Regions from separate parts of the Homo sapiens genome. Here region 2 is linked to region 1. A link is a loop called in an ENCODE intact Hi-C map of the cell type or tissue named here. Cell type or tissue: heart right ventricle. All regions are shown on one strand. Links, peaks and the distances in the headings refer to the core of each region. The heading gives the core; the rest is flanking DNA.

What was found. A loop is a pair of places that touch in the nucleus more often than their neighbours do. Peaks named below come from ENCODE experiments on the same cell type or tissue, not always from the same donor. Only the 100,000 strongest peaks of a DNase experiment are listed, where the experiment ranks them.
Region 2: it touches region 1 in a loop (2.5-fold over the local background); 7 of 110 quality-filtered maps call a loop at or near these places.

Annotation. Positions count from the first base shown.
Region 1 is chr12:119,410,413-119,415,364 of GRCh38, forward strand. All of the region lies in intron 1 of CCDC60 (coiled-coil domain containing 60), which reads left to right. All of the region lies in intron 2 of PRKAB1-AS1 (PRKAB1, TMEM233 and CCDC60 antisense RNA 1), which reads right to left. Among named protein-coding and RNA genes, the nearest start is that of CCDC60, 78 kb to the left of the region's middle. In heart right ventricle, for the core only: CTCF peaks have their summits at 2,960 (motif pointing left) and 3,160; a DNase peak (open chromatin) is centred at 2,959.
Region 2 is chr12:119,205,321-119,209,046 of GRCh38, forward strand. No RefSeq gene overlaps it. Among named protein-coding and RNA genes, the nearest start is that of HSPB8-AS1, 23 kb to the left of the region's middle. In heart right ventricle, for the core only: a CTCF peak has its summit at 1,252 (motif pointing right); no DNase peak of the experiment used is centred there; H3K27ac peaks cover 993 bases.

The DNA of each region.
Region 1 (4,952 bases), core at 1,483-3,982:
GACAGAAAACTCAGTGCTCCATCTTCAGTCCTTCACTGGGCCCTCACCCCTAAGCTGATTTTGCCGAAATGGCTTCTCAACAGCATTACCAGCTTCAGGAATGTTCTCTCCTGCCTCGTGACATCAGGAAAACCTTCATCACCACACCCCAATACACACACACACACAGGCACACACACACATCCCATACTCTGCATTCCAACCATTCCAGCTCCTTCTGGTTCCTTCTGTCTGAAACACCTATAGGGCAGAAAAAGTAAAACCCTTTACCTCACCCATCACAGTTCTTGGATGATATCCCCATAACAAAAGACGTATTAATGAAAGAAAAGCATAACAATTTTTTTTGAGACAGAGTCTCGCTCTGTCACTCGGGCTGCAGTGCGGTGGCGCGATCTCAGCTCACTGCAGCCTCTGCCTCCCCAGCTCAAGCAATTCTCCTGCCTCAGCCTTCTGAGTAGCTGGGACTACAGGCACGCACCACTACACTCAGCTAATTTTTGTATTTTTTTTTAGTAGAGACAGGGTTTTGCCATGTTGGCTAGGCTGGCCTCAAGTGATCCCCACACCTCAGCCTCCCAAAGTGCTGGGATTACTGGCATGAGCCACTGCGCCCGGCCACATTTATTTTTTTAACCGAAGTTTTACATAACATGGGAGCCTTCAGAAATGGAGACCCAAAGACCAAGGGAAAACTGTGTTTTTATGCTAAGTCTGATGAGAAGAGTGGATAGTTGTAGAGAAACGTGATTGGACAAAAAGGGGTGTTATCTAAAGGTAGTAAACCTAAGGGGAGGTGTGCTTAGGAAGGCATGTTTGTTCAGATTCTTTTCTGTGTCTCTGTAAGACATTTTTCCCCCAGGTATGGGACCAGAAACATGTCACATAGAACCATCAGGATGGAAGGGAGGAGGCCAGACAGTAGCCTTTCTAGGTTTTATGGCTTGCTTTGGGAGAGCGAAATTCTAGTTTCTGTGAGCCAGCTTGGGGGTGAAAAGCCTCGTTCATGTTCTGAACCCGGGAGGCGGAGGCTGCAGTGAGCCGAGATCACACCACTGGACTCCAGCCTGGGCAACAGAGCGAGACTCCATCTCAAAAAAAGAAAAAAATTGTTATGCTTTTCTCTCATTAATATGTCTTTTGTTATGGTGATGTCATCCAAGACCCTTGTGATGGGTGAGGTAAAAGGTTTTACTTTTTCTGCCCTATAGGTGTTTCAGACAGAAGGAACCAGACAGAGCTGGTTCTCACCTTGGGGGTGAGAAATTCCAGTTTCTATGACCTTCTCGGGAGAGAAAGAGGAGAGGTGGAAAGAAAGTCAGAGAGACCTTGTTTCTGAGCCTGTTCCCATCTCTTTCCATCCAAAATACTTAGCATGCCAAGGCACCATGTTTTGGGGTATCATGTTCTGAGCCCCGATACACCCTTTCCCCCAAGTTTTGTGTTCAGCACAGTCTGAATCGCTGCCAACAACCCTTCCAGCCCCCACACGGTTTGATGCCTGCACTTTCCTACATTGTAGTTAAGTGTCTCCTACTAGACCACCAGATCCCTGAGGAAAGGATGGCCCCTTGTTCAGCACCACATCCTCAGATATTTTCTAACTCCTAATAGATATTTAAGAAATATGTGAGCTGCTCTTGCCCCTCACTGAGCCTCAAAAGGTAATCCATGTAAATTTCCATCGAATGGCATCCAGGGGACAGCATTGTAGAATTCATATCCCAGCATCTCTGGTGTCACACTAAAGCTCAGCCCAAGAGTCAAGCTTCATCCAGCCCCAAGCAGCTCTCCTGAATCTTGGCTCTTTTCTCTTTCACCAGTGGCTTAAGCTCAGCTCTGCTTCTGCTCTTCACATTAAAAAAAAAAAATGAGGTTAAAAGTTATTAGCCAATGGGAGGCTGTGTTTCTTTGGACCTTCAGGGGGTTCACTTGATTGTTGCAGAGATGTCAACTTTATCTTCTTCCAGGGAGAGAGAAAACGGATGGAAGCCACTTGGGGGCTTAACCACCAACACACATCCTTCTTATCAGGACATTGGCAATATGAAAGGATACTTTCTTAGGTCACTCTTTGTTTCATTTATCCAGGATGAATTGCCAAATAAATTTTTTCATTTCCAAGAAAGGAAGTAAACTGTGGTGTAATATGCAATAAACAGAGCCCTGCAGCCAACAGGATACGTTTAAACTTCTGGTTCTAGCCCTCACTCACTCGCTGGGTGACCTCTGGCAAGTTATTTAACTTCTCTGGGTCTCGGTTCTCTTAATCAGAAAATAGAGATAATCATGCTATCAACTTTTGGAGTGGCTGTGAATATTTAATGAGAAAAGACAGGTAAAGCCCCCCACCCCCCCCCACCCCCCCATGCAGGAATGGTAATGGGGCACATTGATGCTGCTGTTCCTTACTGGGTCTGTGGCAGACATTGCTAATCAATCACAGATACTTCTTCTGATAAGACTGGACTGGAGGACACTCCAGACAGAATGACTACTCGTGGGTAGATTGAAGCTAGCGCTCAGATTGGAGCCCATTTGCCATCTCAAGCCTCCCGCATTTCCAGACACGCCATTTGCAAGGTTCACGATACAGAATAGAGTGGTTGTCACATCCCGGGGCTCCTGTTTCCTGAAGCTCCTCCAGGACTTTGAACAGCAGCCGCTAGCCCATCGTACAGATTCCCATTAGCTCCCAGGGTCTGACAGCTGGACTGCTGGCCCCTCATACCTAGTCTTTCAAAAGAGCTTATGAGATTAATGCATTTGATTAATTTTTTTAACTGGGTGGATAACACATTGGCTGTTGGCATGCCAGCTCAGTCTCAGGGCTGCTGGGGGCTCATTGATGCTGGCAGCCAATTTCCATTTCAATCAAGTGAGAGAAGAGGGAGGCAGAGAAAGAGATTAAAAGAAACCAGGACTTGATTGAAAGCTATGGCATCTAGCGCCACCTACTGTTATATCGCTGCATCGCTACTTTTGCTGACCATCGGGTCACTGACAGTCTTGCTCGGCCCTTAAGGCATCGCGGGGGGAACATTTTCGTGATCTCACACAAGTTATATTTTTCATTCATAGCTCATAATTGATTCAATGTGTATAAACTACAGGTACTCCTGGTATAGTGAGAGTAATAGTGACATTTCCTTGGCTTGTTTTGGTTCACAAAGCCCTGTGTACCAAGTGGGCCTCTCAGCATCCTCATGGCCCCTGCATGAAGATTAGGCAGTGCCAGGTGGGAGCCCGGAGGTACACAAGAGATGACTTTCTTCGGGTCACGCAGGTGTGGTGCATGGAGAGGGGATTCCGACTCCACATTCTTTTCTCCTGAATCCGTCCCTTGTCCACCTCTGCTCCCCCAGCCCACCTTGGGGCCTGGCTCCTCAAGCCCCTCAGAGAGCAGTCCCCACTCCATATGTGCCAGTGCGTAATGGGGATTTTACTGAAGGGTTCACAGAAGAGAGGGAGAAGGTTACATTGCACCTCACACAGGAAAAAACAATAATACAGTCCTTTAGCTGCTTGTGGGTTCTTTTCTGGATGTCAGTTCCCCCTCCCTCACCTCTTCTCCCAGGCCCCCTCCTAACCCTGCACTGTCTATCACTCTGGTTTGCTTTTTTTTAGATGGTATCTCACTCTGTCACCCAGGCTGGAGTGCAGTGGTGCGATCTTGGCTAACCACAACCCCTGCCTCCTGGGTTCAAGCGATTCTTCTCCCTCAGCCTCCCAAGTAGCTGGGATTACAGGCACGCACCACCACACCCAGCTACTTCTTTTCTTTGTAGAAGAGAGGGGATTTCACCGTGTTGGCCAAGCCGGTCTCTAACTCCTGACCTCAAGAGATCTGCCTGCCGCAACCTCCCAAAGTGCTGGGATTACAGGTGTGAGCCACCACGCCCGGCCACTCTTGTCTTTATTAGCTGGAGCCATCCTCACTGTGTGTCTCCCTCAACCCTCTTCATACTCACCTTCCTTCTCAGCAAACCCTTCTTTAAAAACAGGAAGGATTTAAGAAAGAAAATAGTGGAATAATGTCTTTCCTTCCAGTTCAAAGGATGGGAAGACTGAATTTTCAGGGAGGCTTAATGGCTGAGGACTCAAGTTTTTTGTCTTGTTTTGGTTTTTGTTTTTATTTCATTTTGTTTTGTTTTTAGAGACAGAGTTTTACTCTGTTGCCCAGGCTGGAGTGCAATGGTGCAATCATAGCTCACCACAACCTCAAACTCTCGAGCTTAAGTGATCCTCCTGCCTCAGCCTCCTGAGTAGCAAGGGCTACAGGTGCATGCCACCATGTCCAGCTAATTGTTTTGTTTTTTGTAGAGAGAGAGGTCTCACTATGTTGCCCAGGCTGGTCTCAAACGCCTGGCCTCAACTGATCCATCTTGCCCTCCCAAAGTTCTGGGATTACAGGCATGAGCCACCACACCTGGCCTGAAACCTAGTTTTAAATGCAGGAAGACCAGGGTTCTCATCCTGGTTCTGACCACTGACCAATTGTGTAACCTTGAACAACTTCATCTATTCTTCCATTTCTCCTTCTGTAAAAGGGACAGTTATTTTTTAATAACCATCTCATTGGTTTGTTGGAAGAAGTAAATGAGATTGATAATGCAAAATGCTTAGCACAGTGCTGATGTGTAGCAATTCTTCAATAATTTGTCAGTTTCGGTGACTTAGCCTCACCTTTTTTTCCACTCACTGATTAAAGGGAGATTCCATTCACTTAGACTAAAATGCAAATAGTGTATCTCTCCAGAGTTGTGCAGCGTCCAACCTGTGCATCCTTATATGACAGCCTGCCAGGCTTACAGAGACCAAGGAATGCATCACAGCAAAGAGTTAAAGGATAAACCACAGCTAACAAATTGAAAGTGAACTGATAGCACAAAAGCATCCTAGGAAAAAAGGGCAGCAGGTGCAAAGACCCTGTGATCAGAATGAGCAAGACA
Region 2 (3,726 bases), core at 1-2,500, 210 kb before region 1:
GAAACAAAAGCACCCTGAGGCCAGGGGAGGCATATACAGAAACAGTAAAAGGGAGCTGGGGGATGCGGACTGCCCTGTCTGCTGCTTTTATATGCATGAATAAGTGGAAGTCAGAAGTGGTTCAATTGCAGGGCATCAGTTGGACAAACGGCTGAAACAGTATGCAACCACTAAATATCATGCTCCTGAAGATGATTTATTGTCACAGAAATAACATGGGAAGAGCCAGCCTCAAATAATCAGTATGTATGATATTCCATTTAAAATAAATAAATTTAACTTTGCGTTTCTATTTTGTTTTAAAATACCACTATTTCTTGGCCGAGCACGGTGGCTGATGCCTGTAATTCCAGCACTTTGGGAGGCCGAGGCGGGCAAATCACTTAAGGTCAGGAGTTCAAGACCAGCCTGGCACACATGGTGAAACCTCATCTCTACTAAAAACACAAAAATTAGCCAGGCGCGGTGGCTCACGCCTGTAATCCCAGCACTTTGGGAGGTCGAGGCAGGTGGATCACGAGGTCAGGAGTTTAAGACCAGCCTGGCCAAGATGGTGAAACCCTGTCTCTGCTAAAAATACAAAAATTAATGGGGCGCAGTGGTGGGTGCCTATAATCCCAGCTACTCGGGAGGCTGAGGCAGGAGAATCCCTTGAATCTGGGTGGCAGAGGTTGTACTTAGCCGAGATCATGACACTGCATTCCGGCCTGGGTGACAGAGTGAGACTCTGTGTCAAAATAATAATAATAATAATAATAATAATAATAATAATAATAGTAATTAGCCAGGCGTGGTGGCAGTCGCCTGTAATCCCAGCTACTCGGGAGGCTGAGGCAGGAGAATCACTTGAACTCAGGAGACAGAGGTTGCAGTGAGCCGAGATCATGCCACTGCACTCCAGCCTAGACGACAAAATGAGACTCCATTTCTAAAAAAATTTTAAAACTTAAAATAAATACAATTTTGCTTTCTATTTTGTTTTAAAATCCACTATTTCTGTAAAGAAGTTGAGTGTTCACATTACTCTTTCCTTTGTGCTTGTTATGGACTGTGTGTTTTGTATCCCACCAAAAATCACATGTTGAAATCCTAACTCCCAATGTGATCGTTTTAGGAGTTGGGTCTTTGGGAGGTGATTAGGCCATAAGAATGCAGCCCTCATGAATGGGATTAGCGCCTTTATAAAGGGGGCCCCAGAGAGCACTCTCATCCTCTTTCTCCCATGTGAGGGCACAACAAGAAGCTGGCAGTGTGCAACCTGAAGAGGGCCCTCACCACCACCCGACCATGCTGGCAGCCTGGCCGTGGGCTTCCAGCCTCCAGAACAGTGAGGAATAAATTTCTACTGTTTATAAACCACCCAGTCTGTGGTGCTTTATTATAACAGCCCGAACTAGGAGCAGTGCTTTTCTGTGTTTTTCAAATATTCTTCATAGAGAATGGATTGCATTTCAAACAAGAAAAGTAAACCCAGCTGTTAGGTCTGAGAGATTCTCATAAGGAAATCTTTGATTTAATATATCACCTGATGCAAATTTTATTTCCTGTCCTAGAACATGGCATTGGTGTAGCCGTGTGAGGTTATCCATACACACTCCAGAGCAAGACGGCCCTGGTTTGAATTCTGTGCTATCATTTATTAGCTGGGTGACCCTGAGCAGATTTCTTAACTTCTTTGTGCCTCAGGCTCCTTGGCATAGGAGTGATGATGGAGTACCTTGTAGAGTTGCGGAAAGGAATAAATGAATTAAGATATGTAAAATACTTAGAGCAATTGCTGGCAAATAAAAAGCACTTTGGCAGCACAGACCTACCTTCCCCCACCCCTCCCTCATCTCTAATTAGTCTAAATGGCTAAGGCCTTTTTTTCCTCTCTTTTCCCTCTCATTAAAGCTACCCTGTTCCACCTTCTGTTGCATTCCTTGGGGATCCTGCCAGGTATAAGTGGGTAGTGATGAATTAATCAGGTTGGCCAATCACATTCTTCTATGTTCAGGTCTTACTTCCTCCAGGGAATGCCCTCTAACCCAGTTTTGAAGGCTCCAGAGAGCCCTGTACAGGCCTGGGGTGGAGTGGGGGTGGGTAGACACCTGTGGCTTCTGCCTGGCAGCATTTATGTGTCTTTACTCTGGTCATAGTCCCTCAATACCTCTTTGGGACATCTTTCTTACCACTTTGTGCAGATTCACTGGGAACGTCCATCAAAGGACGTCAACCTTCCTTCACTAGGGGTGGGCACATGGCCCAAGCTAAGCCAAGCAGAGCCTCTCTCCTGGGAATTTGAACCTCATGCAGAGAGACTTGAGGATGGGAAATAGTTGAAGCTGATTCATTCCAGAGACAGTGTCCTGAGATGTCCATTTTCCTTGCTCCAGATCCCCAGAGTGGCCCCATTCTGTCCTTCCTGACATCTAAATAGTGTTCAACATTTCTTTTCGATTAAATGAACTATCCCACATCCCTTTCTCCCCAAATTACGTAAAGTCTGTTTCTTTCACTTAAAAACAAAGAATACCAGCTGCTAAGCTATAGTAAGTACACTAGGAGAGAGGGAATGAGAGAGAGAGAGAGAGATGTCAGGCTGGGCAGCATAGCATCTCCCATGCTACCTGTAAGGTGACACCTGAGTTCTAAACCAGCCAAACTACTAACTCCTTCTGTGACCCTGGCCAAGTCCTTTCACCTCTCCCCCTCTTCCCCCAACCCCCATTCTCCTTTGCAGAGTTCTTTTCCTAGAAGAGTCCCATAAATGCAGTTGTGCTGGAGTCCCCTCCTAAGGCCCCTGTGCATTTTCCTGGGAGTATCCCACACATTCCACAGCCTTCTCTAAGCTAACACACCCAAGTCCCTTCCAGATCAGCTCTCTGAGGCTTCAGGTGGCTCCTAGACATCACCACTCACAGGATTCTCAAACTGCACATCTCCAAAGGAGAATCCACTATCTCTCCCTGCAAACTGCTCCCTTCCCTTCCTTCCCCCAAGTTAGTACTCAGCACAAACACCTTCCCTGCAGAAACCCCAGAGCTCTTCTAGACTTCTCTCCTTGTCAGCTGTCACCAAGCTGCTGTCCATACTCTCTGATCTGTATCTGCCAATACTGTCCTCTGCCATATGAGTTCTGTTGTCCAGCAATTGTCACTTTACAAAATCCAGTCATCCATTTATTACTTAACCCTTACAACAAGTCGAGGAGGTGGATGGATGGTATCATCTCAATTTAAGGAAACGGAGGATCAGAAAAGGAAAGCCATCTGCTTAGGGTCACACAGGAATTAGAAAGTAGAGCTGGGGTTTGAACCTAGAGATGACTGAGCCTAAAACCCATGCTGGTCCCTCCAGGACCTCCTCTGTCCATGGTGCCCGAATGCAGGAGGAGCAAGATCTAAGCCCGTCTCTCTCTGGCAGGTTACTAAGGTCCACAGTGCAAACAGCAACAGTGTTGTTCATGAGCTCATCTGCTCCATCTTGCTCCACCCAGCCCTAATCCGGGCTCATGACCTGGGAATTCATCTCCCAGGCAACCAGAGTGATGCAACAAACAGAGGAGCTGCCCAGGCAGGATTGGTGCAAGCCCAGGACCGTGGCTGACGTTCAAGGGCTCCAGCCCAGAATGCCCCCTCTGTGGAATTAGCACCATGTGCCCCTGATGAGCCAGAGGAATCCAAAACCCAGTCCTGGCAAGGACAACAGAGGCTGGAAACATGGGGAGGCTCGTGACCTGCAGTC